Linked DNA regions of Mus musculus: region 1 is linked to region 2. A link is a loop called in an ENCODE intact Hi-C map of the cell type or tissue named here. Cell type or tissue: left cerebral cortex. All regions are shown on one strand. Each heading gives the region's core, and the rest is flanking DNA. Links, peaks and the distances in the headings are about the cores only. Region 1 overlaps Sox2ot (SOX2 overlapping transcript (non-protein coding)). Region 2 has its middle 55 kb from the start of Gm20515.

Region 1 (16,324 bases), core at 5,366-13,365, 78 kb before region 2:
ATCTTTATATATAAAAATAATTGTGTAGTTAGACATCAAATACATTTAGGTTAAGTATAAGTGTAAAACACTTAGTTATATACCAAAATATGAAGGTTTGACTTGTAAGGAGGGCTATTTCGGGCACTGGAGTCATTCTTCTGGTCATGTTGTAATGTTAATGTGTCGAGCTGCAGGAACAATATGCTATCACTTCTATAATGTTGTGTTTAAATTTTTCTCTAGTACAACAGTTTCAGACGAGTTCATTCCTGTAATCCCAGCACCCAAAAGACTGAGGCAGGAGAATCAACCACATGCTACAGGTTAGACTGGACTAACCTGGGCTATAAACTGAAATTTTTGCCTCATTTCCTTCCAATCCAAAGAAGTAAAAACAAAATAAAACAACCGGCCCAGACATAACTCCTGAGTTATTACTGCTAGGAGAGATTGAACTAAAGAGAGCCAAATAAAGTCAAAACCAGGTTGAATTACAAGCCAATGCTTTAAGAAATATTTTGTTCTTATTTTGTATGTACAAGTGTTTTGCCTTCATGTATGTATGTGAATCCTGTGTGTATCTAGTACTCACAGAGGCCAGGAATGGGTATGGGATTCCCTGGGTCTAGAGTTACAGATGGTTGAGAGCTGCCATGCTGGTACCTAGCTCAGTAAGTGTTCTTAACTGCCAACTATTTCTCCAGCCCTGAAGCTGATGCTTTTGTTTCTTTTAAATGTAGTATTATTACTTCTTTATTATGACTGTATTAATCCCAGCTAGGTGGACAAATGAAGTTTAATTTCAAGGTGGGTGAATAGGGATACTGTCATAAGCCTCAACAGTGACAAACACATGATAAACAAAGGAAACTGTTCCAACACACACACACACACACACACAAATTGGAGGTCTGGATTCAGTCCAGTTGTTCCCACAGCTGGAATGAACATCTAGGTTGTGCTGGGATTCAATAGCCATTTTAGGTCCATTCAGTTCCACTGATATGAGCCCTTCCTATGTGTTGGGCACCATGGGAGACTTTTAAATATATATATATATATATATATATATATATTTTAAAATATAAAATTCCCTCCTAGTAGCTGTGTGTATTATAGGCACACTTTGAAGCTGAGAAGCTGCTTAGATAGGCTAGGTTAACTACACAGAGCAGTTACAGAGCTAAGGTATCCACTCAGGCTTATGGGATGTCATGGGGTTCCTTTCCACTGCTACCAGAATGCTACCCGGATACCATCTGCATAGAATGGAGACCCTGACTGGAGGTGAGACAGTTAAATGGAAAATTAGAGCCTCAGGTATAACAAAAATGAAACAATGGGGGTTATACCCAGACAGCTGTAAGTTCTCTGAAGTGAGAAGACACTGATAGTGCAAACCATGTTGCCTCTGGGCCCCGCTGGCAGAGCGGTTTCTGTAGGTGTGACAGAAGGTTGAGGGGACAGCCAGGATTGAGGGAGGAGTCTCCAGCCCGACTTCGGGCTATAGGCATGAAGAAGGAATAGGAGGGCAGAGAGGAGGGATGGTGGTGGCTGCCGCATTGAGGGTTTCAGGTCGAAGGCAGAGTCTGCATGTGATTCTCCATGTTAAGGCTCACTGGAAGATTCTGGGGAGGGGAGGATTGGGGAGACTCATGAGGATGTGGCACTGAGAGCACCCCCAGAGTCACTCTCCTCAGTTAAGATGCAGAGTGCTAAGGACTTGCCCAAGGCTCCGGGAACCAACTCAAGAGCAAGAGTGAATGGTGGGACTTCAGACTTCAGTTATTCAGGGAAGGTGTTGACAGCTCTGAGCCCAGTCCCTGAGTGGGGCTCATAAGATCTGCACCCCTTCTCACCAGGATAAGGGAGGGGGCCCTGTGTGCACAGAGATTTCAGAATGGCAGCACATTGTGCATAGCCACATTATCTTCATTCTAATGACCTATACAGAAACCACCTAAAAAGCCATTAGGACTTTAGGCCATTTCCTCTCATCAAGGTCGGGACTTCATTCAGAAAAGGAGGCCAGTGACCTATTCGTCTCCCAGGGAGGTAAATACTGTGAGACCCTGGGCGAGTCATTTAACTGTGAACTCTAGCTTCTTTATCAGTGTAGCACTTGGCCTATAGGAACTGTGTGAGGCAACAGCTGTGAAGGCATCGGGTAAATGAAACCACCTTATTGCAGGAGTTCGGAAAGGGAATGGGAGGAGGAGGAAGAGGAAGAGGAAAAGAGGAGGAGGAGGAAGAGGAAGAGGAAGAGGAGGAGGGAGAGAGAGGAAGAAGAAGAGGAAGAGGAAGGGAAAATAGAAAGAGAGGAAGGTGAGAGGGAGAAAGGAGGAGAAAGGAGGAGAAAGAAGGCCCCAACAACATTCACAAATTAACAAGATGGTGGTCTTGTTGAAAGTGAACTAATGAGATAAACCCATGCCCTCACATGATGGAGTCAGGAAGCTCATTTCTGGTTTACATGGCATCTGAAAACTGCCTGCAGCAGACAAGGAAGGACGTAGGCAGAGTAACCAGGCCCTGTGTGGTCCTGGCCCATAGCAACACATCTGAGATTCATAAACACACACAAACACACACACACACACACACACACACACACACACACACACACACACTCACTCACTCACTCACACACACACTTTAAAACTAATATAGTAATTTTAAAAATGAAAAACAGTTGATTTGATGAAAAATTAGTATAGATTTCTAATCTTGGAGGAGAGGTGGGGATGACTCCATAATGAACAAATGCTGGGACACCTGTTACCAATTTAGGGCACTTACTGAAGAAAATGCAGATACACTGTTGGATTTTAAAGCCAAGAGTTTGTTTAATCAACCAAGGCCTGAGATGTGGGGGGCTCAGGGGTGGGAGTGGAGGGGACTTAAGGGGTGACTTGGGCTCCTTTTCTGTTTGCCTGGTGCGCACTGAAGTTCTGGGACTACAGAGGACATAAATCTTGGTGACTATCTTCTATCAGTCGCTCAGCAGAGAGGAGTCTCAAGTTATTTAAGAACGTGAAAAGCAGAGTAGAGTAGAGTAGAGTAGAGTAGAGTAGAGTAGCTGCCAACAGGAGAGGAGAGCAGGGGAAGCATTCACATTGCACCGAGGAATTCGGGATTAAGAAACCCCTAGATTCTAACTTTGCCTCTTAAAGAATCCTGGGTTATCCACCCTGCTGAGATTCTTCTCTCCTGAAACTTTGATTGTAATTGTTATGATGCAAAACAACTGATCACATTTTAACAGACTCAGGGCAGATACAACGGAGACTGTAGGAACCACAGGTTGTATTTTTTTCCTCAGTGTCATTTAACCATGATAAACTTTGTTTATATGAGCGAAAAGGAGGAAAAAATAATCCTCACGATTCCCATTGGTTTTCATTCCAAAAATCAGTTAGTTTATTGAAACATTAGAGTCAATTGACTTTGACTGATTTTTTTTTTTTTTTTTTTGGCTCCATGCTGGCACAAATGTGTGAAGAGAATATGGATGGGCAGGGAAGCCTTCTCCCCGTGCCTCATAACCCTGGAGATCTTAGCAAAGTACCCAGGCAGGACAGAGCAAGCACTAGCACCATGTGGACGAAGCAGCTACTTTGCCCCCATGAATAGCGAAACTTTCATTTTGCCAATCATTTAGAGAAAGCTAGATTTATATGTTATACAGCTTTGGTATATGCCTTAAAAATCAAGTAGGACATATTTAGAAGGACTCTATTGTTTGGATCTGCTAATCTGCTAATCAGTTACCCTGGTTCAAGAATTAAAGTGTAATAGCAAAGAAATAAAATATAAATTAAAAAAAATTTTATGTAAATGTAAAAAAAAAAAACGCATCAAGTTTATTTTTCTTTTTGCAACTGCCTGAGGCCGAGCAGGACTCTTTGAGAAATTTTTTAAGAGACATCAGTAAGCATTAGGCATATTGAAATGTATAGATGGGGGGAAATCTTTCAGCTATGTCAATAAACAGAATGGGCCAGAGAGCTGCCCCTGCCCCAACATTATTTTAAGGTACCTCACACATCTGATACATATGTGGCTTTAGGAGAGGTGTCAGGAGAGGAGAGTGTAAGTGCTGAGAGGGCTGAAGTTGTGAAGGGCATGTGCCTGTAATTGGCCTTTCTCGTTTCTGTCTTGTTAACAAGTATATAAATAAGAGAAGGCTTCAGTAATTGGCTCAGGGTTACTAATGAATTAATTAACTTCAGTCTATTTTACCTAACCTTTAATAATAAAAGTCCTTTTTTCCCTTTTTCCTCTTTCCCTTTCTTTCTTTCTTTCTTTTTTTTTTTTTTCTTTTCCGTTTCGCAATAGGTCTGACGGACTGAAAAAAAAAAAAAACCGACATGCGGCCAAGCTCTTGAAAATTAATGAGAAACGAGGAAAGGATCGATGTACACTCTGCTTGCAGGGAACTGACACAAAAAAGACACAATAAGCTTGGGACAAACACAGTCAGTTTAAAAAATAGGTTAGAAAAAGTGGGCAAATTCAATTATAGAAGTAATTAGAAGATCCAGGGCAGGCTGCCTCTGGGACTGTGCCAGCAAACATGAATTAATATGAGTGAATAGAGAGTCCATGTAGTAATTAAGAAGCAATCACCTATAGCAATGAGCACCTGAAAACAGGCCTAAAACCATTAATTCAGTGATCAAAAATATTTTTAGATGATTAATATGGCAAATTTATTTTTTAAAAGACTAATTTCTGGAAAGATATCAAGACAATGGCATACCGTTTGTTCTTCTGGAATTTATATAGCTAATTAAATTTTATAATTTGCAACAACAGTCATTATTATCTGAAAACAGTGAAGGCAATATTTCACCTCTCTCTCTCTCTCTGTCTCTCTCTCTCTCTCTTTCGCTGTAGTTCTAAAATCAATAACATAAACTCAGCTCCCACTGGCCTCCTGTAAGTGGCTAAGTCTTGATTACTACATTATTTCAACGCGTATTTTTTTTCTTAATATGACTGTGTTTCATAAATGTTAAAACGTTTGAATGAACAGCCACAGTCTCAAAAGGTTTTACATGTCCCTATACCTGGGCAGGAATTCCACACGCTGTTTAATTTCAACACTATCAAATAAAAGCGTTTAATATACTATTTGTGCATCACAGACATTCTTACTTGGTCAAGAGAGGTCTGTCACTTCAGTGCACACCGTTCCTCCCCTAAGAACACAAAGGCACACAGGGGCTCGGTGGAGAGTCCTTTAGAACACACAGAGGCTAATGGCTTCTGAAATAGGTGATTATCAGAGCCCTGGAGAGCAAGATGAGGGTCTGGCTGGCAGTAAATAAGCTCTCAATATGAATTATTCTATTTCCACCGCTTTAAGAAAACGCATGTTTCATTGTAGATCAGAAAAGTCTGGAAAATGCTGTCTTTTTGGAAATAATAGGGGGCTACTAAGGCTGATCAGCTGATCAGCAGGTGCGGTGGGACACCTGCTAAGGGATGGGGTGCTCAGGGGACCCCCTGACCTACAGCCTCATAGTCATTTCTGCCCATGTGAGTTCCCTCTGCAAAACAAGATGTGTCTGTCAGGCTTTAGGGATGGCAGCTATTCAGTCGCTCAGGAAACGGTATTACCTTTGCAAACTGCAAGGAGGTAGCTGATGTACATAGATCAGACGTTCTCAACCGGTGGGCTGCAACCTTTTGGAGGTTGCCTGAGACCATCAGAAACCACAGATACTTACATTATGATTCAAAACAGTAGCACAACTACAGCTAGGAAGTAACAACAAAATAATATTATGATGGAGGTGTGTGTCATCGCAACGTGAGAAACCGTATTAAAGGGCCGTAGCATTAGGAAGGTTACAAACCACTGGCATAGACAAAAACAGAAAATGAAAGGCATTCAAGCTACTTTCTGAAGCTGATTTCATTGTTGCCATTCTAGCTTTTAATTCTAAAGACAAACTGGGTATTCTGGGAGAGAAAATGGGCAAGAAGTGTGTATGCACCAGGGCTCATACTCCCTGAGTGAGCTTGAGGCTAAGAAGCCAGGCCCAGGTAGAGCAGGCGCAGGGGCTGCCCAGAGGCGGCACGACTAGTGAAGAGAGCAGAGCTTAGAGAGGTCTGAACAGGGCCCACTCACCATGTAAAGTCAACCGCGAGAGAGCAAGCATGGGGCTGCCAACAGCGCCTCCACTGGTTGGAAAGAACACCCAGGCTCTTTACAAGGGGGTAGAGAAGGCAGGCACCCTAATAGAGAGGAAGGGAACGATGGAGGCGATGCAGAGAATAAAGCAGACAAAGGTTAGAGTACGTGGCAGACACCTGTAAGCTGAGCACTCTGGAGGTTAGGCGGGAGGGAGTATGGAAAGTTCAAGGCCAGCCGTGCCTACAAGAAAGGGAATTTGAAGAAAGCCTGAACTATATGAGACCATGCCATAAAATAACGTGCAGCAATACAACCAAAGTAAAAAAACGAAGCAAAACAGAAAAGACAATAACCTTTTATTATTCACAAGTAAAACTTCTTTGCTTTTCTTCCTGTTTTCATTCACAAAACATTTTCTGAATTCCTTTTACCAAGTACTTAAAGTTAAGAAGTAGGGGTGGAGAGTGGGGGAGGGTGTTGGTGTTGGAGGTGTCTAGAAATATGCCAGACACAGGCATAGTGGCCTGCTTCTCTTTCTGGCCTTGAATTCACTTTGTAGATGAGGATGGTTGTGAATTCCTGATCCTCCTGCCTCAGCTTCTGGGAGTGCTGGGATTACTGGCACACACCACCATCTTCTGACAACAGGGTCTCACTGTATATTCTAGCCTGGCCTCCAGATCACCATCTTTCTGCCTCAGCCTCCGGAGCACCAAGTTTACCGGCACACACTTGTACACCCTACTTTAAGACTGCCCGTTTCAAAGTTCTTACTCCAGAAGCAGGGTAGAGCCAAGGGACACACACAGTTGAAAGTTGAAAGAGGAGCAGCAGCCCTGCTGGCCTTGTCCTGGGGGCCACAAGGAGCGTGGCAGAATTCATGCCTCTCCTGAAGAATCTCAGGCAGAGAGGGAGAAGGGGAGCGTTCACCCGAAGGGAACGTGCTCTCGTTTTGCTGTAAATCTGGGTCCCTCTTAAAATCAGTTACTTCACAAAATGGCAAGTCTACCTGACCTGTGTGTGTGTGTGTGTCCGTGCGCGCGCGCGCGTGCGCATGTATCCAATCGTGAATGGTGACTGTGTATACATGTGAGGGGGAATCTGGGGAGAGGTTTGCGAAAGACCCTTGCGAGTTGTGAGGGGGAAGCTTAAGGGGATGTAAAAGGAAGGCTGGGGACAATAAAAGGAGACCGTTGGGGGTCTGTGGGATCTGGCAGTGTGATGGGGGATCTGGGAAGGGAATTTGAGTGGACAGCTGATGTTAAGTGTGAGTGGACAGCTGGGAAGTTAAGTGGGAGTTTTTGGGGAGCCAGAGGAGGTGGGGGGGGGGGGAAGGACAGCTCAAGGTAGGGAGCAGAAGGGGAAAGCTTGGGGCTCTTTGGAATTTCTAATCCTTTCCGAATCATAAGCTTCTTTCTTCAGTTAGTCTGTCCCCCCACCCCCACCTCTTGATTCTCTGAGATAATGTCTCCCTGTGTAGCCCTGAATGGCCTAGAGTTTGCTATGCAGGCTGGGGCTAGCTGGGAGCTCACAGATCCACCTGCCTCTACCACCCAAAGGCTGGCCATTAAAGGCAATGCAGCAAGGCGCCCTGCTAGTGCTTGCTCTCAAACACACTTCTGGTTTCATCCAACTTTCGTGTGTGGGTTTTAGGTTTTGGCTGATTGGAGAAACGAGCTGTGTGCATGTGTGTTATGCTGTGCATATAGAAATCAGAGGATAACATGTGGGAGTCAATTTTCTCTTTCTACCATATGGATCCAGGGAATCAAACCTAGGTCAGCAGGCTTGGTGGTAGGTAGCTCCTTTTTAAATCAGATAACCATTATTAAGTATTTACTAATTACAGATCCTCTGCCACCCACCCATTACTCTTCCCTCTTTTCTAGCTTGAATCACTTGAAAGATGCACCGAAGAGAAGATGCCCCAGGAGAAGGTCACGTTTTAACAGTTCCGTTCTGCAACAGGTGTGGCTGCTGGGAACATTGGGGCTATTTAGTTTTTAAAGGGCTAAAGAACAACAGCCCAGTTAAACCACCACACAGGTTTATCCATAAGCAGAGAAAACTGTGGCTAGCGTGGGTCAGAAGCTTCCTACGTAGGAGCCCAGCCTTGCTCACTGGATATACAGAGCTAGAAGCGCCATGTCTTCCAGGAGCAGAGAATTTACCATCATGTCTGAACACTAATTCAATGGGATCTTTTCTAAGTGTTCTGCTGGGGACCGGGGGATACAGTGATGATTAAAACATGAGTCTTGCCTTTTAGGAGAGTCCTCCCTCAAGAAGCAGATGAGGTAGAGCAGTAAATCAATTATTATCAATACAGCTGGGATAAGATTTAGTGGCGATAAGCCGAGGCCCTGAGAGCCCAGTGGAGGTGGGAGGGTGGGGTGAGGTGGTGTCGGAATCAGGGATTTTAGGAACAGGCATTTAATTAGCTGAGGATGGGACTCAGGGAGTTTAGGCAAAGACTGAAGGTCGAGTCAGGGAAGATAAGATGCTTCCTGACTCTAAAACAGGAACAGTCGGCTTGGTGCACAGAGGGTATCTAGGCTTGTGTCAAGCCACCCTGCAGACCTGCCAAGAAGGCTCCCCGTGATGTCTGCAGTTCCTTGACTCTTTTTTTTTTTTTCAAATCCCCTTTCTTCTTCAAGGCTTCTGGACAGAACCAAAGAAGTCCAGTTACTGGCCACTTTCAAACTGGAACTTGTTGGGTTCCAGCATGCCTGTGGATGAATCAGATGTACATCCATTAAGCACCCGGGTGGGCATGCGGTGTGCAGCAGAGATGGGCCATATCACAGCCCGTGAGTCTCACAAGGATGCCAACATGAATGAAATGATTCCTCTTCCCGTGCCAATGTTCTTCCACACCTGGTACAGGCTGCTTGTCATGGAAACGGCAAGATGTTTCCCACGTTAGCAATGCCAGAAAAGGGGGCCATGGAAGTTCTCAGAAATAGATTCTGCATGGGAGCCAGCACCCCACACAACTTGATAAGCATTTTTGGTAGAGCCTCCTTTCCCACGAGTCCCCTGCCTGGCTGGCAGCTGTCTGTCCTTCTGATGTCAATTTTAAATCATTGCCCCCCTTGAGACGTTTTGCCTAATCTTTTCTATCAGATCACCTTCTTCCCCAGGGTTTCAGTAGAACTGGGCACTTTCCCAATATTGAACTGTACAATTAACATATCCCCTCTGCTCCTGTATCAGCCTCCCGAGGACAGAAGCTAGATTTCTAGTTGGAATACCCATAGTGCCTAGTGCCGTTCTGGTGCACAGTCGGCACTTAATGCATGCTTCATAAGTGATTGCCTTACACCTTAATTCGATGGTGATTGAAACCCAAATGCAATGAACTGAAAGGGCCCTCAGCAGAACCAGACTTGCCACTGCCAGACGTCTCTTAAAACTCAACACTGGCTGTTAGAAGGATTCGAATAAGGGGGCTCCAATGTCTGCTCTCAAGGCCCTTCTCAGCCTCCTCTCATGCCAGGCGGCCCAAAACAAATCCAGCCTCTTCCGATTTGGCTGCTTTCAGCCCTGTTGTCTTGTCAGGGCCGCCTTCATCACTGCTGAGGATGTGGGATGCAGCTCGGGAAAGGATTGGGTCCTGTCTGTGGGAGAGAGGAAGAGCTGCCCCCATACACAGATGCCTAGAGAAGGTGGAGCTGTGTCTAGGAGCCACTGTCCATGATCAGCTTCCCAGCATAAGGGATCTGGTCCCCGTTATAATGCACAGCACCCTGGAAAACACGCACAGCTTAATCAAAACGCTGCCAAGATTCACCTTACCTCTCAGGTGTGGAGGGCGTAAAGGTGGGGCAGAGCCACAAGAACAAGGCTGTTGTGAGCAAGAGGAGAAGAGAAGGAGGAAGAGGAGGAGGAGGAGGAGGAGGAGGAGGAAGGAGTAGCAGACAAGTGAGAGGGAAAGAAAGATTTAGAAGAACGCCTGTGTGGCAGACACACGCAATGGCTGGTGCATGAGCAAATGATTGACTGCTTTCTTGGGGTTGGCCTAGAGTCGGTCCCATCTCAGGCTGCTCTTAGGTAGCCAGAAATTTCTCCTTGAGAAGTCTACAACAAATGAGACAGATGGCTGGAACCATCTTGGGTCCAAGCCAGATCTCGGTTATGCTACTCTATTCCAGGGCTTTGTGGATCCACTGAGCCTCTTTTTTCTCTCTCCTACTCATTCAGGCTGATTTCCATTTTGAGAAATGTTCTAAGAAGGAGTCGTAGCCTACTTTCAAAGTCTCACTGAAGCTTGGGCTTAGAGATGCACGTATAACTGGGAGCTCTTATCTCTTCCAACTTTTTTATTTCTTTGTTAAATCAAAGAAGCTCCAAAAGTCTCCAATCGGTCACCAGAGAGAGTGTCGATGCCTCAGAAGATGACAAACGGCATGCTGGTGTCTGCGTAGTAAGGCTCGTCCCTGTGTCTGTGAGTATAATGCCCGCTATGAACACGGATGCAGAACACTATTAGCATACTAATTTGATTCTTCACCTAAAGAATGGGAGATTCTTTTGACATAGACAGCTGTCCATGAATAGCGAGGGTGACCCCTGGTCAATTTTCCATCTGTCTTAGGGTAAGAACTCCAGAAAGAGGCCACACTGGCCCTGAGATTTCACACAGCTTTCTTCGTCCAGTTCCATGGTGGTTCATCTGTAAAATGGGGATACAGCCAGAGGAGCCTCGCTTCCATGGTTGGAGTGAGGGTCAGATGAGCACCATGCCAGCAGAGATTTTTGTAATTTAAAACTTTGTTTTTTTGCTCCTTGTCTGAAACACATTTAAGGCTCTCATCTGCATACGCACTTGCTTGGGAGGTTTATGCTGTAACTCGACTGCCCATCTGGACACACAGAGAGAAGTGGACAACAGCCTTCCTGGGTAAATTCTGAGATGTAGGGACTGAATGTGTTGTGAATGTATATGTGTATGGAGACCAGAGGTGCACGTCAAATGTCTTCCTAGATTGCTTTCCACCTTAGTATTAACTTGAAAAGTTACTATTCTCTTTCTATATGTGGGGCAAAACACTGTGTTGTGCCTGTGGAGGTCAGAGGACAAATTTGAAGGAGTCAGTTCTCTCTTTCTACCATGCAGATTTCAGGGATTGAACTTGGGTTTTTGCATTTGGCAATAAGTATCTTTACTGATCCACCTGGTCAGTCCTCTCTGGAGTATACATATATATGTATGTATATACTATATATTCTCTTTAAACTCTATCTATCTATCTATCTATCTATCTATCTATCTATTGAGACAGGGTCTCTCACTATGTGACTCTGGCTGACCTGGAACTCTCTATGTACACCAGGCTGGCCTCAAACTCACAGCTATCTGCTTGCTTCTGCCGTTCAAGTACTGGGATTAAAGGCACAAACCCCCACACCCAGCCCTCTTACTTTATTTTTTGAGGGTCTCTCATTGATCCCAGAGCTCACTAGTTAGGCTAGGCCAGCTAGTTCTTAACTCCTAGGAATCCTCCTGTCTCTGCTTTCCTAGTGCTGGGATTACAGATACACATAAGCTTTTTACATAGGTGATGGGGATTGAACCCAGGTCTTCACATTTGTGTACTTTACAGATTGAGCTGTCTCCCAACTGCTCATCATTTGTTTATCTTTAATGAGAATTCTGAAGCTATGGAGAGGCCGCTGCTTCCTTTTGCCTTTTGCTCATTGAGTGTCCGAGGACCAGGGCACAGAAGGAAGGAGTGGAGACTATCTGGGAATGTCAGGTTGACAAACTGACAGTGTACAGACACAAGTGGTGCCTATAACCCATGCTCTCTTGCTTTGTCCTGCCTCCTATCTTTGGACTTGTGGTTCTGTCTACCTTAGGCATTTTTGACAGTCATCAATAGAGTTCAGAATATATTGATGAGTGGGTTTTATCCTCAGACTTCCTGATGTAATGAGTTTGGCTGTAGTCTGAATTTTGGACTTTAAAATCCTTGTGAGAAAATGATTGCATTTTGAACACTAAAATTTTTAGAAAACAGCTATGTTTTCAATGTAAAGTCCGGAGTAGCATACACCAGCAGTACAGTTAGTAAAACGATGAAACTCGGCATGATCGTACAATGATGTTCATCTGGTAACAACCCTGTGGTGTCACGTGACTCTCCCACATCTGCTTTAAATTGTGCACAGTGCCAGCACTGTGGCTCCCTGGAGACTAAGGCTGGAAGGACAGCTTCAACAGAGGACTCACTGTGGAGAGCCAGAGATGGCTCGGAGGCGCCCCAGCTCACATCTCAGGAGAGTTCCGGGAAGTCAGGAATCCAGCGATTTGTTCTCCTGTGCGATTTGTTCTTCTGGAAGCTTGTCTGCCAATTTCACTTTCTCTTTTATCATTGCCTTTTTAAGCCTGTGTCCACAGCCTGGGCCTCATGACAGCAGCTTCAACCCAAGTAATGCTATTTTTACCATCTTCTCCTTCACAGCCTTCCCTCCCTGGTCCTTCTAAGTCTCCATTTCCTTCTTTTTAGTGTGCTTCACTTTAAAAAAGCACTATTATTACTATTATTATTTTGGTGTTTTGAAATAGGTTCTCAGTGTGTAGCCCTGGCTGTCCTGGAACTCACTACGTAGACCAGGCTGGCCTCTGGCTCATAGAGATTGGGCTGCCTCTGTCTCCCAAGTGCTGGGATTCAAAATATGCACCACCGTGCCTGACTTTGATTTATTTTTATTTTATGTGTATGAGTGCTTTGTCCGTATGTCTGTCTGTCTGTCTGTATGTATGTATGTGTACTGTGTGTTCCTAGAGGCCTGAAGGGGGTTGTTGGTCTCATCCCCTGGAATTGGAGTTACAGATAGCTGTTAGATACCATGTGGGTGCTGGGAACCAAACCTCTGCAAGAACATCAGCTCTCCTAACCACTGGGCCATCTTTCCAGTCCCAAAGTGTGTGTGTGTGTGTGTGTGTGTGTGTGTCTGTCTGTCTGTCTGTCTGTCTGTCTGTGTCTGTGTGCCTTTGTGTGTTCATTGAACTTTCTTCCTTCCTTCCTTCCTTCCTTCCTTCCTTCCTTCCTTCCTTCCTTCCTTCCTTCCTCCCTCCCTCTCTCTCTCTCTCTCTCTCTCTCTCTCTCTCCTTCATTTCATGAGGACAGTCTTGACTAGCACTGAGCTTGAAGGAACATGCACTAATCTGATGTTTCCGTGTTCAGGTGACTATGAAGGGTCAGTCACAGCAAATTCAAGGTCAACCCTGAAATCATGATGCTTTTGCTCATTTACCCCCAGGATGTTGTCATGTTGGGAGAATGTGTTGGAGTTAAGTCACCCTGGGGGACTTCCACCTCCCATAGGTGTCCCCAAGGAAGAAATCTTGAAGTCATGTAAAAGTTAAAGAAGTTTCTCTTACAAAATAGTATACTATCAGTGGGTGGGGGGGGGAGCCCAAGGGAGCCTCAAACAGGGCCTTCAATGTTCTGTCATTGTGGCACTTTGGTGTGGGAGTGGAAAGGGCCTTATGTTCTTTAACTGGAGAAAGAAGCCACATCTGAACTCAAAATGGAAAAAAAAAAAAAGTCCTAAATAATTTCATCAATCTCCCATCACCAAAAAACCCTGGGCCATCTTTCTAGTCCCAAAGTGTGTGTGTGTGTGTGTCTGTCTGTGTCTGTGTGCCTTTGTGTGTTCATTGAACTTTTACCCCCAGGATGTTGTCATGTTGGGAGAATGTGTTGGAGTTAAGTCACCCTGGGGGACTTCCACCTCCCATAGGTGTCCCCAAGTCTACAAACATGTCACATGAACATATAAACATTTTGAGATATAAGAGCCAAACTGTGCTAGGTGGCTAGACAGACAGGCTGGCTTCTCTGGGCCCTCAAGATCCTTGTGACATAAGCTGTCATCATCACGAGGGCATTTGTGTGACGTCACAGGCTTCACTCCACTCCTTCATTTGCTACCTGAGCTTGTCAGCTACATGCAAAGAGGGGCTACTGGTAGGTAATATAACCTTAATATTCATCTCCCCTCCCCAAAATTCCTGAGCAGAAAGGCAGACGGGCTTGAATTCAAGGCTTGGGGAAGAGAATAGAGTTAGGAGATTATAGCCAGCCTTCAGCCAATGGCGGTTGGCAGGTGGTTGCCATGGTGACAGCAGTGTTGGAAGTTTCCTGACAAATGTTTTCAGAGTTGGGCTTTGAAAGGGGGAACAGGCTACTTTCCAACAAAACAAAACAAAAGACTGCGATTTTGAATCTAATTTGTCAGATTTTGTTTTTACGAAATTTTGAATTTTAAATGTAAAATAAAGAATGAGAGATTTATGAAAGCCTAGTATTTTTTTCATGTTAAAATCATTTGTAATGTGTTCTGTATTTCTGATTTCAATATTCTGATTTATTAGTGGGAGGTAGTGAATCAAAATCTTATTTTGTTATTTTATAGTATAATGGATCTAGCTTGGTAAATGCACTTGAGGTGTTGGCATATTTGTGTGCGCGCGCACACGCGCATGTGTGTGTGTGTGTGTGTGTGTGCGCGTGTCTGTGTGATATCTATATGCTTGTCTGTATTATGTGTATATATGAATGAATTCCTCATTGTCATAGTGTGGCCCATGTCTATTAACATCTCTGATTTAATGCTCTTGGCAGTGATGGATTTCAGAAAATCAATCAGTGCTGACCCCAGTGTGACTCACCTACCAAAAGAAAATCTGGGACTATAGAGATGGGTCCTCACAAGCATGGGGACCTGGGTTCAAATCTCCAACATCCACATAGAGGCAGCATTCCCTGTAACCTAGTACTAGTAACCAGAGACAGGAGGATCCAGGGGTTCACTGGCCAGCCAGTCTCGCCTACTCAATGAAGCCCAGGCTCAATTAGAGAACTTGTCTCAAAAAGTAAGGGGTAAAATTATAAAATAAGATGCCCAGTGCCAGCCTTTGACCTCCGCAGGTGCATATACCTACACACCATGAAACACACACAGCTTAAAAAGAAATTGAAGATATAATCAGGGATGCTTATGGGAGCTTGCAAACCTTTCACAGCAGCAACTGTGCTGCGTCCTGCCTTTCCCTTACTCTGTGCCTTCCCTCTGCTCCCCTCCAGCCTTCCTTCCATGTGTGAGTTGTTGAGCCTCCATTCTGGGGGAGGAGGGGGTGCTCCTGGCCTTGGCTGTTGGATCTGCTGTCTTCACTGAGTTTGTATGCCACCAGAGCCAGCCTCAGATTCTGGTAAAGTTCTCTTCCCTGAGTTGGCCCCAGCTCCCCAGAGCTGCAGCAGGGGTTAGTAGTGAATGCCCCAGCTTTTGTGGACAGTGATGTGGACGGCAGATAACTCCAGCTGTCATTACAGGATCATCCAGAGAAGGGGACGGTCAAGTAGGGCTTACAGTCCACTTGAGTTTTTCTGATTGTAAAACCAGCCATTTTTCAATTTAAATAATTTAAGGATCCCAGCGTCCCTATAGTCTCAGGCTCATTTAGCCTCTTATTAGCTAATAGTTTCTCTAGTTCAAGAGGTGGAAGGGAAGATACTGTTAATTCACAACAGTGAGTAGCGTAAACAAAAAAGCAAAAAGCAAAAAGACAAAACAAAGCGAAAACCTAAACCATGCAAAGGCAAAGAGAAGACACAATAGGAATCTATACAAATAACCATAATTGATTTTAAAAGTTAATTAAAAGAGTCAAAGGAAGCCAGCACTCTGAGGCCCAGCATGTATCAATAGGTAGATGACACAGGAGAATAGATTAGAAAATTGATCTAAGCTAACTAGATGGAAACAGACAGAGCTCTTGGTTTTACCTTAAATACCCCAAATTCTTTCCTAGGCCTTTCCCTCGTATTTCCTAACAATGGTCCACAGAGAGAAATGCTGAGGTGAACATGAGGAAGCAAACAAACAAAATCGATTTGCAACATCCAAAAGGGGTAGGATGGTTCAGAGACCCCACTTTGACTCCTTGTGACAGCAAATGGCAGACGCTACAGAGGACACAGGGACTCTGTGACAGCAAAGGCAGATGCTGCAGTGGACATAGGGACTCTGTGACAGCAGAGGCAGACCCCATAGTGGACACAGAGACTCTCTGATGGCTAAGGTAGATGCTACAGTGGACACAGAGACTGACAGTAAAGGCAGATGCTACAGTGGACATAGGGACTCCGTGACGGCAGAGGCAGACACTATAGTGGACACAGGGAT
Region 2 (16,324 bases), core at 3,249-11,248:
CTCCTGAAGAAAAGTTCTGGGAAGTTCTGGGTGATAGTCAAGATTTGCTGAGAGAAATGTTTAGTGCCTTCATATCTATGGGTGGAATTGAGTTAACTACCAAATGACAGCAACAAAGCACAGCGGAAGAAAGGCAAGCTCATCCTGCCTGTTTAGCATGTATTTAGTATGTTTACATACATGTTAACCACTCAAGGAACTAAAGTGACCATCCTGTTAAAAGGCTAGTGCCCCATAGTTTTCATGCCAGTGTTAAGGAAACTGCCAGGTTTGATGTCGGGGCCTGCAACCTAGCAACTTGGTAGACTGAGGCAGGAAGATTGCAACAATGCCAGCCTGAGCAAGGTCTCTTAGTGAGACTTTGTCTGAAAATAAAAGTAGATAGCTAGATGATAAGTAGATAGAGAGGTAGAGAGATAGATGTAGGTAGCTAAATGGGTGGATAGATGAATGGATGCAAGAATGCAAGAATGGATGGATGGATGGATGGATGGATGGATGGATGGATGGATGGATAGATGGACAGATGAATGAAGGATAGAGATAGCAGTTCAGTTTCAGTAGCACACATACAGCAAGTAGTAAAGCTAGCATTCTCTGAGGTTTAGGAAATATGTGTGTGATGACTAGTCTTATGTCAACTTGACACACAACTAGAGTTATTTGAAAGGAGGGAACATAAGTTAAGAAAATGCCTCTGTAAGATCCGGCTGTAAGGTACCTTCTTAATTAGTTATTGTGGGAGAGGGCCCAGACCATTGTGGGTGGTGCCATTGTGGGCTGGTGGCCCTGGGTTCTGTAAGAGAGCAGGCTGAGCAAGCCATGGAAAGCAAGTCAGTTAAAAGCATCCCTCCATGGCCTCTGCATTGGCTCTTGCCTTCAGGATCCTTCCCTGTTTTGAGATCCTGCCCTAACTTCCTTCAATGGTGAAAAGTGCTGTGGAAGTGTAAGCTGAATAATCCCTTTCCTCCCTCACTTGCTTTTGGGTCATGATGTTTCATCACAGCCATAGAACTCCTAACCAGGACAATATGCCTGCTGGCTCATCTTCAAATCATAACATACAGCATATAGGCATATATATGGCATGTAAATATTTCATAGCTGACTGGTGTCTGGTTTCTTTCTGTGTTACCTGTGGCTGCTGAGTTGTTATAGCAAAAACCATAAGTTCAACAAACTCAGAAGTATTTACTGTTTGATCCTTTTCAGAAAATGTTCATCGCTACTAAAGAGAAGTGTTGTTCAAAGTTTGGGACCACCCGGGTCAGGCATAAAAGTCCCATAGGGTCTTCTCGACACACTTTCAGACCTCAGTATGTTATTCTGTATTCCTTACAGGCTGCCCAAGGACCACTGTGGTGAAACAGAGGCCTGGACCGCCACTCTCACCATTGAGACTTGGATCCGCCTGGTCAAGGGATCAGAAATGGATGCACTTCAGCTAAGCCTATAAGGCTGGCAGGAGGCTAGAGTGTTTGCTTTCTGCCCATGTGACACTGGGATGCTGTAGGTGGGCAGGTTATTTCTAAGAACGAGAAGGAAAGGAGATCCTTGGCTATTCAAACTGCTCAAAAATGTTAAGGTGATAAAGATGTGCCACCTTATTGCACTGGCAGTCAACTGTGATTTTTTTTCCAATTTTTTATTAGATATTTTCTTCATTTACATTTCAAATGCTATCCCGAAAGTCCCCTATACCCTCCCCCCACCCTGCTCCCCTACTCACCCACTCCCACTTCTTGGCCTTGGCGTTCCCCTATACTGGGGCATATAAAGTTTGAAAAACCAAGGGGCCTCTCTTCCCAATGATGGCCGACTAGGCCATCTTCTGCTACATATGCAGCTAGAGACACAAGCTCTGGGGGTACTGGTTAGTTCATATTGTTGTTCCACCTATAGGGTTGCAGATCCCTTCAGTTCCTTGGGTGCTTTCTCTAGTTCCTCCATTGGGGGCCCTGTGTTCCATCCAATAGATGACTGTGAGCATCCATTTCTGTATTTGCCAGGCACTGGCATAGCCTCATAAGAGACAGCTATAAAAGGGTCCTTTCAGCAAAATCTTGCTGGCATATGCAATAGTGTCTGCGTTTGGTGGCTGATTATGGGATGATCCCCGGGTGGGGTAGTCTCTGGAAACTGTGATGTTTTAAAAATTTGATAATCATTTATAATTGTGTGTGTGTGTTGTACTTGACCCTTCAGGCATCTGTGGAGGCCAGAGGCTGAACTGTGTACCCCCCCTCTGTTTTTGTGTGTGTGTCTCTCTTCTCTCTATGTCTCTCTGTCTGTCTGTGTCTGCATCTCTCTGTCTCTGTCTCTATCTCTCTCTGTCTGTCTGTATCTCTCTGTCTCTATCTCTGCCTGTCTGTCTGTCTGTGTCTCTCTGTCTCTATCTTTCTCTGTCTCGCTGAGTGTGTCTCTCTCTGTCTCTGTCTGTCTGTCTGTCTGTCTGTCTGCCTCTTCTCTCTCCCTCTCCCTCTTTCTTCCTCTCTCTCGGCAGGGTCTCTTTCCATCATTGAACCTCACCATTTTAGCAAGGCTGACTGACTAATGCAATGTCCCTCATCCCAGGAACTGACTTTTTCCTCTCCCTCTTCCCCCCCAGTGCTTTGTTTAAGGTCACGTGCCACAATGCCTGGCTTTGTTGTGGGTGCTGCTGAACCAAACCTAAGTTCTTCTGCTTATAGAGCAAGCACTTCCCAGCCCCTAGTGTATGTTTTATAGGAGTTGGAAGCTTCTGGACATAGAAAGTGATGAATGTTAAAGAGAAAATGCTAATTACAGAGGCTCACCATGAAGAATTACAGTATATACGGGATTATCACACCATGTCCCGTAAATATGTACAGTTATTATGTGACAATTAAGATAAATAACAAAATAGATACAAGCAAGTGTGAGAACAAGATGGTTATAGATGAAAAACTGCACCGAGGTTTGTTCTTAACTGTTTGCTAAAGTACAAACAGACATGGCCAGCATGAAGAAGGAGAGGGTCACATGGGCCCCTAGAAACAGTGCTGGGGAGACCAGGGATCCTCAGGAGAGGACATCGTGAGAGCATGAGCCAAAACCCCTGTGTGACTTTCACAGGAAGGCTTAGGAAGGGCAGTGGAGCTGGCCTCATGTGGACTAGCTAAGGACTATAGTGGGTGCTAGGGCTCAGGGTTGCCTGTAGCTGTATGAAGCTCAGCCCAGGTGCTGGGGCATGGCTGGGATGTAAAAACTGGATAAAGAAGGACTTGGACTTACGAGCTTGGATTGTTTGGTTTGTGTGTGAGGGCTGCACTCCTGGGTGAGCAGTTTGCTGTCCTCGGATTCAGCATTGGGAGTAAAAGTTCTCTGGGGATCAAAGCGTCAGACAAAACATGGATTTCTCTATTTTCTAGATAGTTATGGGGTGGCACTGCCCAGGCACATATCTTTCGTTACCTATGTTCTGTGTTTCTTTGCATGACCAGTCTCCCTTCAGAGTTGTACTCTCCCTCAGATCTGCTTATCCTCCTGTTCATTGTGTTTTCGCTTGTTGAGACTGGAGCAGGCTGCGCTCACCTGGCTAGGACCATGTGACCATTCTGCTCCAGTCTTCTGCTGATCAGGGACTGCAGGTATCTGTCCTTCTTATTCCTCATCACACAGTGAATCCAGCCCTGGGGCAACACTCATTACTGTGATACGATAGCACATTTCTCTGCATGGATCATTCCAATCTGGTAATAGCTCTAAAGTCATGAGGAGGTACTGAGTGAGAGAGGGCTGGTCCAGTGACCTAATAAGAGTTACTGTGTCATGATTACCAAACTAGCTTCCTCATCAGTCAAATGGAGACCGGAAAGTTTAGAGTTATAGTTTCCAAATTCCCATGAACCCTTCTGCCTTTGACACTGACTGGACTGAGACACTTATGTTAGTCACAAAAGAACATGGCTCATTTACTAATTTTAGGAGAATATAGATGCCCTAATCTCTTATTCTTGCTATTCTTGATGCTTGCTTGTAGCTCTTTAATTAATTTTCTTCACTAAAAAACAAAACTGGAGGCCTGGGAAGATGGATCAGTTTGTAAAGTGGGCCCGAGTCTGGATCCCTAGCATCTAGATGAAAGATCTGGACTTAGTGATACACCAGTTAAACAATGCTGGGGACATAGAGCCAGGAGGATCTTGGAGACTCATTGATCAGCAAACCTACTTGAGTTGGTGAGCTCCAGTCCAATAAAAAAACAACCAAACAAGGTAGATGACAGCTGAGAAAGCATTCAAGATTGTCTTCTGGTATCCCCACTCATGTGCACCACATAGACACATGTTTTGAAACACACCACACACACACACACACACACACACACACACACACACACACACCACAAACACCCCCACACCACACCCCCCCCACACACATCACACACACACACATACTACACACCACAAACACACCACACATACACACATACCACACACACACACACACACACACTACATACACAAACATACACACAGACACACACATACCACCACCACCCCCACACCACACACATACATACTACACACCACAGACACACCACATACACCAAACACACACACACACAACCTGTAAATTCTTTGAGGCAGATTTTATTAATTCTTTAGTCTTGTATGCCTCAGCATTTTATGTTAAAAGGACAATACAGGAAATATAAGACCTAGGTAAAGCTGAATCAGGCTGTAAGCTCCTTCAAAGTAAGTAGTTTTGGAGAGCAAAACCTGATCTGTTCTGAGGGTGAACCTTGCACAGCAGTGAGGATGCTAATAATCCGGTTGGTTGGCATGTGGCAGATTCTGTAAGGTTATAATATCATTCTCTTTCTCTGATAACCTTGGAAGAGTCCTGGACTTTAAAATTACCCAATAATTTCATTATATTTCTAGTGATTGAAGTAATATCTGATTATTCTACAGTTAGGCTTTACTAGCTAATTAACAACAATTGAATGTTGATATTGGAATCTTTTGAGCCAGGCATGACCATGCACACTTGTGATTGCAGGATCATGAACTGAAAGTCAGCCAAGTCCAGCCTGGGCTACAGAGTGAAACCCTGCCTAAAACTCAACAGTTCAACAAGCAGAAGAGAGTGGAATATATTATTAATTTGTCTGGAAGAAGATGACTTGCCTGGAATACTGTTAGGGCTAAGCCCCAAGGAGTCTTTTAATACATATCTGTTTCTGTAGGATTTTTTTTTTTTTTTAGTCAGAAATCTAAAATATTGCAGTGGGTGGGAAGGTGGGGTGAGCAAGCACAGAACTAGTGCCAAAAGATGCAAAAATGCCATGAAAACGCTTGGCCCAGAAATAATAGCTTACCAAAACACACACACAGTTGTTGGACTCCTGAGCAAAGATACATAGCTCCCTGTATAGGCAACCGTGGTGCTGGCCAACACGCCCGGTGGTAGGCCAGTCCCATCCAGATGCCACTGCCAAGGATGAGCTATTGGCATCCTGTCCCCTGGTTGTCAACATTCTCTCCCTCTCTCTGGCATGAATTTCTACAGGGGCTGCACAGAAGAATTAAGACTCGGAAGAGTTCTGGATGAACACAAAGCAACACTATAGAGCGCCACACCATGGGAGCCCTTCGGGTGTCGCCTTTGTTCTCCAAGTTTCATAGAACTCTTATGTCTATGCAATCCCCACAGAGAAATCCATCCCTTAGGAAATCATGAGTGCTGGAATTTGATTTCTGCAAGAAGACAGCTCTCTTCAATCTCAGATGTGTCTTGGATGTTTTGACCCCCACCCCCTCTCTGTGAGTGTGCACATGTCCAGATGCACATGTGTGTGCAGGTGTGTATACACATGTGTGCAGGTGTATGTAGAGGTCCAAAGGGGCCTTGGGTGTCATTCTTCAGGCACAATCTACCTTGTCTTATAAGAGTTTCTTCCACTAGATTGGGGAGTGGGGCCCACAGGTTAGGCTAGAGTGGGTGGCCAGTAAGCCTAAGGGATATGCTTGTGTCTAGTTCCTCAGTGCCAGGATCTTCAAAGGATGCACCCCACATCTAACTTTTTTCTTTTACACAGGTCCCAGCCTACTCTAAAATTTGTTGCATGTATAACGCCCTTACCAAGAGCACAGTTCTGTGATTCACTCTCAATGGCAGATACAAAAACTGTACAGGAAGACATTTCAGCAAAAGTTTCATACTTTATTTTGCACAATAAATAGTATTTTGAAGTTCAAATTAATGTCACAGCAGAACATTAAAATGATATGGCATATAAACGAAAAGAAGCTGAGAGGGGACTGGCTGCCCTTGCTCTTCTTGACTCTTCGAGCTAACTCTGAATAACAGTAATGGTGGAATTGTTTGTGTACTCCATAATGTTTTCCCACCTTGCTCACAGGACACACTCAAATCCTGGGGTTACCTTGTCAGATCCATTCACCAAGTGACCTTCTATACAACAATTGAGCTTTGCCCTCTAAGTCTTTAGGGAGGGCCCCAGGTTATAGATTAGGTAGCAAGGCAATTGCCCTCACATATCTGAGTATCATTGACTTTGACAAACCATCTCCAGAGACACAGGACAAATGGACCAAGTGTTTATTGCCAAACTCAGAGAAGATGACTATTCTAGCACGTGGATGATCTACCAGGCAGCCTCCCTTGCACAGCTGCTCTGCTTAAAAGCCTTACAATGAGTCACACGCCCATGCCCAGGCATAACTTTTGTGACTGACACATGGAAGACACAGCTTAGTCACAGCCACGCATGTGGCTGTGCTCATTGCAGAAAATATACCAATTTAACATAAAAAGATCTACATAGTCATGAGAGCTGTGTTTAACTATTTGTTTTCCACACATATATTAATATTGCAAGAAACTCTTCTACTTTCTCATAAAAATTGCCACCAACTACACTGAAGTGCTGTGTCCATAGTTTGAGCTCTTCCTCGCACATGGCATGCTCTGGCATGAGAGAAGTCATGGCTATAGAAACACACACATGTGATGTGGTATTGGCTTATACTTCCTTTGTGGTCTCCTAACTTACCAGCCTAAATGAAGCTCCTCAGTACAGCCCTCTGGGATCTACCTGACCCCTCAGTGGAGAAGATCAATTTAGTGTTGCCTACGTAATTCTCAGTGTTATCTTTGCAAGAATGACACTCCAAGAGACTGTACCTTCTTCTGTTTGAACTAAGGGCCAAGTTAATATGTTTCCTTTTTTACTGACTGTGGTAAGAGGAGCAGCTCCATGGGCCTGCAAGATGGCTTAGCAGATCAGACCCTGACAACTGACTTCTGTCCCCTGAGCTTACATGGAGAACAATGACTCCCTCCAGGGTTGCTCCATAACCTCTGTGTGTTTTCCACGGCATATGCACCCTCATAAATAAATAGATGCAAAATTTTAAAACAAAAGAATGGCTTCAACCTGGGTTTCTGTTTCCTTTGCCCTTCGTGTCTGCCTTTGAACACCGGCTTTTCCCTTACCCTTTCATGACCTATCTACAAGCCTCAAACACATGGAAACATCAGCAGATCCAGCAGCAGCCACAGGGATGCCTGCTCCTTCCTCACTGAGCAACAATTCCAAAATGCCAGGACTGAATACCGTTATCACAGACGTGAAGCTTGTTAATGTCATGTCACAGACTTCCCACTAGTGCTTGTTCACACATTTGATTCTTCTGTGGGATGATTACACTGGCATGTCTGAGCTGATTCTTTAAGCACCAATTTTGAGGCAAAATACTGACCATTCTTTCTTTCTTTCTTTCTTTCTTTCTTTCTTTCTTTCTTTCTTTCTTTCTTTCTTTTTGGGGGGGGCATTTAGCTTGAATTCTATGGGTATTTTTCTTTTTCATGATCTATGCACAGTCTTATTAAATTTTGAGCAGTACAGCTACCACTTTATGGGTAAAGAAAATAAGGGTCTGTGTAGTGAGGTCACAGGGCTAAGTTGATATGGGAAGAGTCTGACCCTGGCTTTTGGAATCCAGAGCCCATACTCTGTCTCTCTCTCTGTCTCTCTCTCCCTCTCTCTCTGTCTCTCTCTCTCTGTGAATTGTATATGTGGGGGGTTGCATGTGTGTGCTGGTGCATATACAGGTCATAGGATGACTTAGGATGCCTTCTTATATCATTTTCCATCTTTTCTTTAAAAAAATTTAATGACATTTACTTATTTGGTGTGTGTGTGTGTGTGTGTGTGTGTGTGTGTGTGTGTGTGTGTGTGATGATACACATGTAGAGGTCAGAAGGCAACCCCCTTCTTCTCTGAGCATGTGGATCTTCAGATACTGAACTCAAGTCATCTGGTGGTTTGGCAGTAGCACTACCACCCACTGGGCCATCTTGTCTACCTTCTGCCTTCTGCTTTTTAGACAAAGCATCTCACTATCTGGAGCTTACCATTTTGACTAGTTTGACTGGTCCTCCTGCCTCTGCTCCCCTGCCCCAGTATTGCCCTGTAGCACTCAGCTTTTCCAGGAGTACTGGGGATTGAACTCAGGTCCCCATGATAGCACAGTAAGCACTTTGCCATATTTCCAGCCCTCAAAACCTACAGCCATTGGTTCTAATTTGTACGCAGTATACATCTTACTCCAACTCAGAAAGCTGTCAGATGAAAAAGATCTGAGAGCTACTGACTCTAGGACTTTGGAGTTGCACTAAGCTAACAAAGTGTGCTTCCATATCCATGTGGAAATCAGCTTTCTGAGTTGGAATAAGATGTATACATTTCCAAGAGTGAATGGTGTCTCACTGGTCTCCTATGTAATTGTTCCCTGGAGCGCACTCTTGGATCATCTCCTCTGTGTGCATTCTTAGAAGGATATCTGAGTCAACTCAATTATACTTTATACTGACTGCTTTTAAACTTCTAAATAAATCACTATTGTTTACAAAATGAGAAATCTTGTAAGTTAATAATGACCTCTTGGGGTTGCTGGGAGAGGATCATGACTGAGCAAACAAAAAGTACCACAGATGAACTATATGACTGATGCAACAAAAAGGAGCTGGCTGAATGGCGCCATGGTGTGAGTCTCTAGTTCACTATGAGTCTCCCCTCTCTGCTCAACATCAAGAGAATGAGATGGATGATGACATCAGAGTATCACAGACTCCTTACCTTCATCTCACTTTCCTCTAAGTCCATTTATAGGAAAGATAGTGAGATTGGAAAGGTAAGAAGTGATGGACCCGAGACTCTCACCCAAGACTTTTAATTTCTACTCTTATTTTTTTCAAGATTCCACTCTAGAAAACTGATTTCCAAGTATATCCTCCAGTCAGGCAATATTTGAGTTGATGGTTTAACCCCTTCAGAACTGGTGCTTTAGGGGTCTAGCAAACACAGAAGTGGATGCTCACAGTCAGTTATTGGATGGATCACAGGGCCCCCAATGGAGAAGCTAGAGAAAGTATCCAAGGAACTAAAGAGAACTGCAACCCTATAGGTGGAACAACAATATGAACTAACCAGTACCCCGGAGCTCTTGTCTCTAGCTGCATATGTATCAGAAGATGGCCTAGTCGGCCATCAGTGGAAAGAGAGGCCCATTGGACTTCCAAACTTTATATGCCTCAGTACAGGGGAACAACAGGGCCAAGAAGTGGACCTGAGACTACCTGGGGGGTAGTTGTAGGGGAGTGTGTGTGTGGGGGGGAGGTATGGGGGACTTTTGGGATAGCACTGGAAATGTAAATGAAGAAAATACCTAATAAAAAAAGAAAAAAAATACCCACTTATTAGAAAAAGAAACTGATTTTAAAGGAAGGTTTCTATGTACATGGCTCCAGATCCAATACCTGGATTCAAATGCCGGTCTTTAAATGTACCATGGTTGGGCAAGAGGCTCAACTTGTCACTAAATTAGCAAAGAAAAGCTAAATTATATTTAGTAAATTATACCAGACAGACATGGCCAACAGTGTGACAGTAGTTTCCCAATAGATTCACACAGCAGTGAAGCAGAGTTGAGAGTCTAGAAAGCAGGACAAATATCTACAGCCAACTGAGTTTTTGACAAGTGGCAATGGATAGTTTTAAACCTCCAACATCCACAATTTAGAATCATCTGGGAGGAAAGTCTGTAGGCATGCCTGTGAAGAGTTATCTCTATAGTTAAATGATGCTGGAGGGTCAAGATCATTGGGTGGGGGGGGGGGGCTGGAGGGGGGTTTCCATTCCTAAGCAGGTATATAAGAAAGTTATGTAAGTATAAACCTGTTAGTCAGCCAGCCTCATGGTTCCTGCTGTACCACTTTAGCTGTGACATGAATTCCTTGGTCATAGTAACACTGTGTGGAATAGCAATCAGGTCTGCCTTTGAGGTCCTACTTTGACTTCCTGCTTTGACTCCTTTCAGTGATGGACTGTGATCTGGAATTGTAAGGTGAAATAAAACCTTCCTCATCCTAGGCTGTTTTTGGTAACGGTGTCTATTACAGCATCAGAAATGAAACTAGAACAACAGGGATCAAGTTTAGTCAAAGAAAGGTAACAGCCTCTCTGTAAAGGAGGCACCTACATTGCTGTGTGCAAGAGGACGGGCTGCCTCTTCACACCGCATGCAAAAATGAACTAAAAATAACCAACAACTTAAACATAAGAACTAAAACCTATAAAAAAGAAAGAAACAGGGTAAAATTTCATGAAGTTGAAGTTGCAATGGATTCTTACCTATGACATACAACACGGGAGCATTAAAAGAGAAAATAGATGCATTAGACTTTTCATTAAACTTAAGAGCTTTTTCTGATTCAAATGGCTCTACTAAAAAAAATAAAACAACATATAGAATGGGAGATAGATTTGCCAAATACATAGCAGTTGACTATCAGAATATACATAAAACTCTGACAGTTCAACAACCATAAACAAACAGCTGGACTTAAGAAATGGGCAGATGGGCCAGAGAGATAGCTCAGTGCTAAAAGCTGCTCTTCCAGAGGACCCAGGTCTAGTTTCCAGTATCCACATAGCAGCTCAAAAGTGCCTATAATGCCAGCCTTTTTCTAGCCTTTGAAGGTAACTTGACTCACATGTATATACCCCACCTCCACATATATGTAATTAAAAATAAAAATAAATTGGAGACATGTCTTCAAGGATGGCTTGTGAATGAGCAACAGGCCCTAGATCACAGGCCGTTCTGGAAATGTGGAAGCAGGCACTGAAGGAGAGACCATGGCACGATAGAGCCACTGAGACAACCAGTTTGTAGGCTCATCAATAGGCTAAACACAGAGTTCCCAAGTATTGGGCCCCATATTGGCCCTGGTTTGGGCCTTGAGGACAAACCCGAGCCTGGCTTGAGTTTCTGAGGCCTTGTGGGAGAGCCTAAGCCTGTCTTGAGTTTTGAGACCTGTCTCAGTCACTTCCATATCGGAGTGACTAAGCTGCCGTTGTTTGACCCTGCCTTTGCCTCTGCTGATATAGAGCTTTGTCATTGGCCTTGTCAGTCACTCTGTACCCTCTGTCACCTTTCCCGGACTCCTACATCATCTTACCTGACCCAAGATCTCCCTCCCTATGTTTCAAACGTATATAAGCGAGAGGCTGATGCCATAAAGTTAAGTTCCTGCTTTAACAAGACTCCCTCCCAGCTCAGTGTGTTTCTTTTGGACCATTGACACTCGCCAGTCCACTCAGCCCTGGAGAGACTGGGACCTCTCTCCTCTCACCTGGAGCTGGGATCCATGCAACCCAGATATACCACATCTAATCCTTGTAAATATTCCCAGACAATGTTGTGTGCACAGCAAACCATGCAGAATACTTTTTTTTTTAAAATTAGGTATTTTCTTCATTTACTTTTCCAATGCTATCCCAAAAGTCCCCCATACCCTTCCCCCACTCCCCTACCCACCCACTCCCACTTCTTGGCCCTGGCGTTCCCCTGTACTGAGGCATATAAAGTTTGCAAGGCCAATGGGCCTCTCTTTCCAATGATGGCCGACTAGGCCATCTTCTGATACATATGCAGCTAGAGACATGAGCTCTGGGGGATACTGGTTAGTTCATATTGTTGTTCCACCTATAGGGTTGCAGATCCCTTTAGCTCCTTGGGTACTTTCTCTAGCTCCTCCATTGGGAGCCCTGTGATCCATCCATTAGCTGACTGTGAGCATCCACTTCTGTGTTTGCTAGGCCCCGGCATAGCCTCACAAGAGACAGCTGTATCTGGGTCCTTTCAGCAAAATCTTGCTAGTGTATGCAATGGTGTCATCGTTTGGAGGCTGATTATGGGACGGATCTCCGGGTATGGCAGTCTCTCAGAATACTTTTATCACGCCGGCCGATACTACCATGGCTCCAGAGTAAGGGTGGAGGGACGCAGCGTCCTTGAGCTGGTGCGCACAGGTATGCTGCAATCCTGCCTGAGGCGGTGGGAGGATGCCTCACTTCCAGCTCTGGCCTTCCAGGGTCTCCTCTGTCCCAGTGGCCGGCTGCCCACTGGTGAGTCTGTCCGTCCTCCACCCCCACCCCACTGCCCACTGGAGTGAACTGTGACACAGATGATCTTATTGTAAGCATTTTATTTTCAAATTAATGAGACCCAACTGAAGGAAATGTTGTTTCCCATCTGACCAGCTTTGAGGAAAAACTCCCTACCTCCTTTTTAAGAGAGAGAGAAAAAAAAACCTGATAAAGCCTTATTTAAATAAAATTTTATTTTGAACTATCTTGATCATGCAAAAAAAAAAAGAAAGAAAGAAAGAAAGAAAGAAAGAAAGAAAGAAAGAAAGAAAGAAAGAAAGAAAGAGAAATCGCATAGCAAAAGAGCTCCCGATGGCTAAAGGCATACAAGTTAAGTACATCTAATAGGTGAACAGATGATTAAAATGTGGTCCCTGTGGACCAAAAGTACTTCTTGCTTATAAAGAGGAATAAAACTCTTCTATACATGCTTCATGAAGAAAGCAAGATATGTAAAACAAATATTGTGTGATTACACATAGGTGAAAAATTGGGAATAGACAAATCCATATGAATATAAAGTAGAACAGATAAATTATTAAATGCTGGAGAAAGGGAAGTGGGAAGTTATTGTTGAATGGTATAGGCTTTCTGTGTGATTGCCCTCTAACGCCATCTCTGCCCACCCACAGATAGTGTAGCTCTCTGTCTTTATCAGAGTGGTACAGGGCTAATACAGAAACTCATGACTGGTGCAAGGAGTTTCCATCCACAAATAGGAAATCCACATCACACCCAGCTCCCATAGCTCACATTGTGAAAGGGGTGGTGGTGGTAAGATTTTAAGAGAGCTCAGAGGTGCCTGCAGCTGTGCCTTCTGGATATGACAGGACCTCTGCACTCTTGAACTCACAGCAGCCATCAGAAAGCTTGCAGGAATCAAGCCAGTCCACATTCCAGCATAAGGAAGGAGGCGCTTATAGGCCCCTCTACCTTTAGCTATGGAGCTATTGACATTTGGTGGCTTCTGGAAGAGAGAAGTCAGTTTTCTTTAAGGGTGTAGCTCCAGGTAGGTCAACTATGTCCAGTAGACGGCCCTACACCCATGAATACAGGATGCTGCATTAGAGTTGATGTGTTATTGAAAAACAAAAATGGGGGAAAACCAAACAAAAATTATTAAAAAACAAAACAAAACAGGGGGCTTGAGAGATGTCTCAGCAGTTAATAGCACTAGTCTTCTTCCAGAAGACCCGGGTTCAGTTTCCAGCACACACATGGCAGCTCATAACTGTATATAACTCCAGTTCCAGAGGATCTGACACCCTCAAACCAATGCATATAAAAATAAAAGATTAAATAAACTATAAGAAAAAGCAAAGGGACAAAAGGGAAACAAAGTTGGAGGACATTAAGAAGGGATGGGTGTTAGAGGAAGGAGTGACAGGCAAATATGATAAATTATATTGTATGAAATTCTCCCCCAAAATAAAAGTATTTATAAAAGTAATTTCTTTTAAAAATGATTCTAAATGTTTGTTATTATGACTGATTGGGCTCTGACATCTTCAGAATGTTTCTTTTAAAACACATTTTATTAATTCTTTAAGAATTTTGTGCCATATATTCATCCCCCGACAACTCCTCCCAGAGCTATCCCGACTTCCCTATCTGTTTGTGGTGGTTTGAATGAGAATGATCCTCATATATTTGAATATTTGGTCCTCAGTCAGTGGAACTGTTTGGAAAAGATTAGGAGGTGTGGCCTTGTTTGGAGGAAGTACCTCACTGTAGGAGTAGGGGGTAGGGTGGGGTAAGGATGGGGGGGGGGAGGGAGTAAGATTTCTAAGGACCATGCCATTCCCAGTTAACTATCTCTTTGCCTTCTGCTGGTGGGTCATATGTTAGCTTTCAGCTACTGCACCAATACCATGCCTGCCACCATGCTCCCTGACATGATGGTCATAGTATAGATTCACTCTCTGGAACTTTAAGCTCCCATTTAAATGCTTTCTTTTCTAAGTTGCCTTGGTCATGGTGTTTTGTCCTGGCCATAGAAAAGTAACTAAGTAACTAAGACACTATCCAACTTTGTGTTTTCCTCCTCCTCCTCTTCCTCTTCCTTCTTCTTCATCCTCCAAGCCCAGTTTGTGGTTCTCATATATTCTTGGGGTTATGACCTCTCTGTGGAGAGTGGTCAACCTGCCAGAGCTCACACCTTTAAAGAAAACTGATTATTTCTCTTCCAGCAGTAATCAATTTTTCATAGCTCCTCAGCTATGGGTGGGACTTCTTGCCCATTTCCCAATCTACTGGGATTTTTCCTGGCTTGGGCTTGCATAGATCTTGCGCATGCTTGCTGTCACAACTGCTGTGAATTCATACATTCAGCTGCCACGCTGGGTCTGGAAGACACTGTTCAGCCCACAGTATTCAGGAAAGGTGAAGGTATAGATAAACTGTAGAAAAATGAGTCTGTGTTTGGGGGGGGTGTCTTATGAATCAAAGGCCAGGATAATTTGAATAAAGGCACTAATCAAAAGAATGAATCAAACATTGATATAGACCATGTAGACATTACCACAATAGTATTAGACTCCACCTTTCTCTTTTCCTACTTCTAAACATAGCCACATCCTTTACATTCTAAGCAACCTGGCCTCCAAGCAAGTACCTGTGTTGGGAGGTACTCTGGCCATGCGCGTGATTGCCAGCACAGGCATCCATTAGTTCCAGCTAGGACTGGACATAAATATTGTTGTATTATTCACAGGTGGGAGTAAGGAGACTGCCTGTGCTAAAGTAAATTGTTACCAAAAAAAAAAAAATGTTGTTCAGTTCTTTGGTATGAATACTGAGAAGAACTCTGAAATTTTTGGGTAAATATTTCCCACAAGAAAGTCATAACCATCATCGTATTCATGAATTACATGTTATGAATTATTATTAATAATAATAATTTTTGAGCAGCAAATGAACAGGAGATGTGATGTGGCTATGTGCTTTCTCTTTCCCCAAGAGAGTTGACAAAAGGAGATTTGCTCATATGTTCCGTGGAGCAGACTGTCATGTAGGAAATCTGGTTATGGGGGATCTGGGTGCTGGAAGAAAGCATCTTTGGGGCCAGCAATCAGCGATCCAGGCAGCGGCTCTGCACAGGGAGCTGGGGCTGCAGGAGGCAGCTGGTGGCTGGGCCGGAGCCCAGGAGCTGCAGGGGGTCGCTGCCAGGGAGCCAGGGGTGATTAGCACGGCTTATGCTGACATGCTGTCAATCTCTAGGGATCAGCCTGAAATCCTTCTTAAGGAATGAATCGGATTTAAAGAAATGAGCAATAGATAATCAATACTTCCTGCTCAGGGTTGAGGACAAATATAGTCATACCTGTAAGTGAGGGCAAAGAGTAGCATCATGGGCTAAAGGAACAGGGTACAAAAAGAGCCACAGTGTTCTTTTGGTTGTGGAAACAGCACCCGTGACTGGAGACTCATCAAACCTCAGGGTTCTAGCAGCGTCTGGGAGAAGATTTAAGACCCCTCAGTAGAAGTAGGAGTCATCTAGGGAGTCTCACCAGCAGAGGAAAACAAAACAAAAGCAAAACAAAACAACTTCATTTATCAGTCTATTATATTGACAGGGTAAGAGCTGGGCGCTCAGGAGAAAAAAAAAAGACAAATGTTCAAACAGTTTGGTTTTAACCTATGACAAAAAAAAAAAAAGGATAAAGAAAATGGTTTTAGTCACAAGCTTAAATGATTTTACAATCTGTGGTCTGAGGGCAAAGAAATCCTATAAGATAAAGAAGACAGCTTCTGAGCCTTGTGCAGAGTAGCGGGGGTGGGAGGGGGGACTGGGGGCGTTGCGGGGGTCGGGGTAGGATCGGAGATTGTCCTGTGAAG

What was found. A loop is a pair of places that touch in the nucleus more often than their neighbours do. Peaks named below come from ENCODE experiments on the same cell type or tissue, not always from the same donor. Only the 100,000 strongest peaks of a DNase experiment are listed, where the experiment ranks them.
Region 1: it touches region 2 in a loop (4-fold over the local background); 2 of 42 quality-filtered maps call a loop at or near these places.

What each region holds. Positions count from the first base shown.
Region 1 is chr3:34,566,203-34,582,526 of GRCm38, reverse strand. The region is part of intron 2 of Sox2ot (SOX2 overlapping transcript (non-protein coding)); the gene reads right to left. Among named protein-coding and RNA genes, the nearest start is that of Sox2ot, 14 kb to the right of the region's middle. In left cerebral cortex, for the core only: a CTCF peak has its summit at 6,152; DNase peaks (open chromatin) are centred at 9,035, 9,779, 10,253, 12,311 and 1 more place; H3K27ac peaks cover 380 bases.
Region 2 is chr3:34,486,163-34,502,486 of GRCm38, reverse strand. No RefSeq gene overlaps it. Among named protein-coding and RNA genes, the nearest start is that of Gm20515, 55 kb to the right of the region's middle. In left cerebral cortex, for the core only: no CTCF peak of the experiment used is centred there; DNase peaks (open chromatin) are centred at 5,434, 6,692 and 7,580.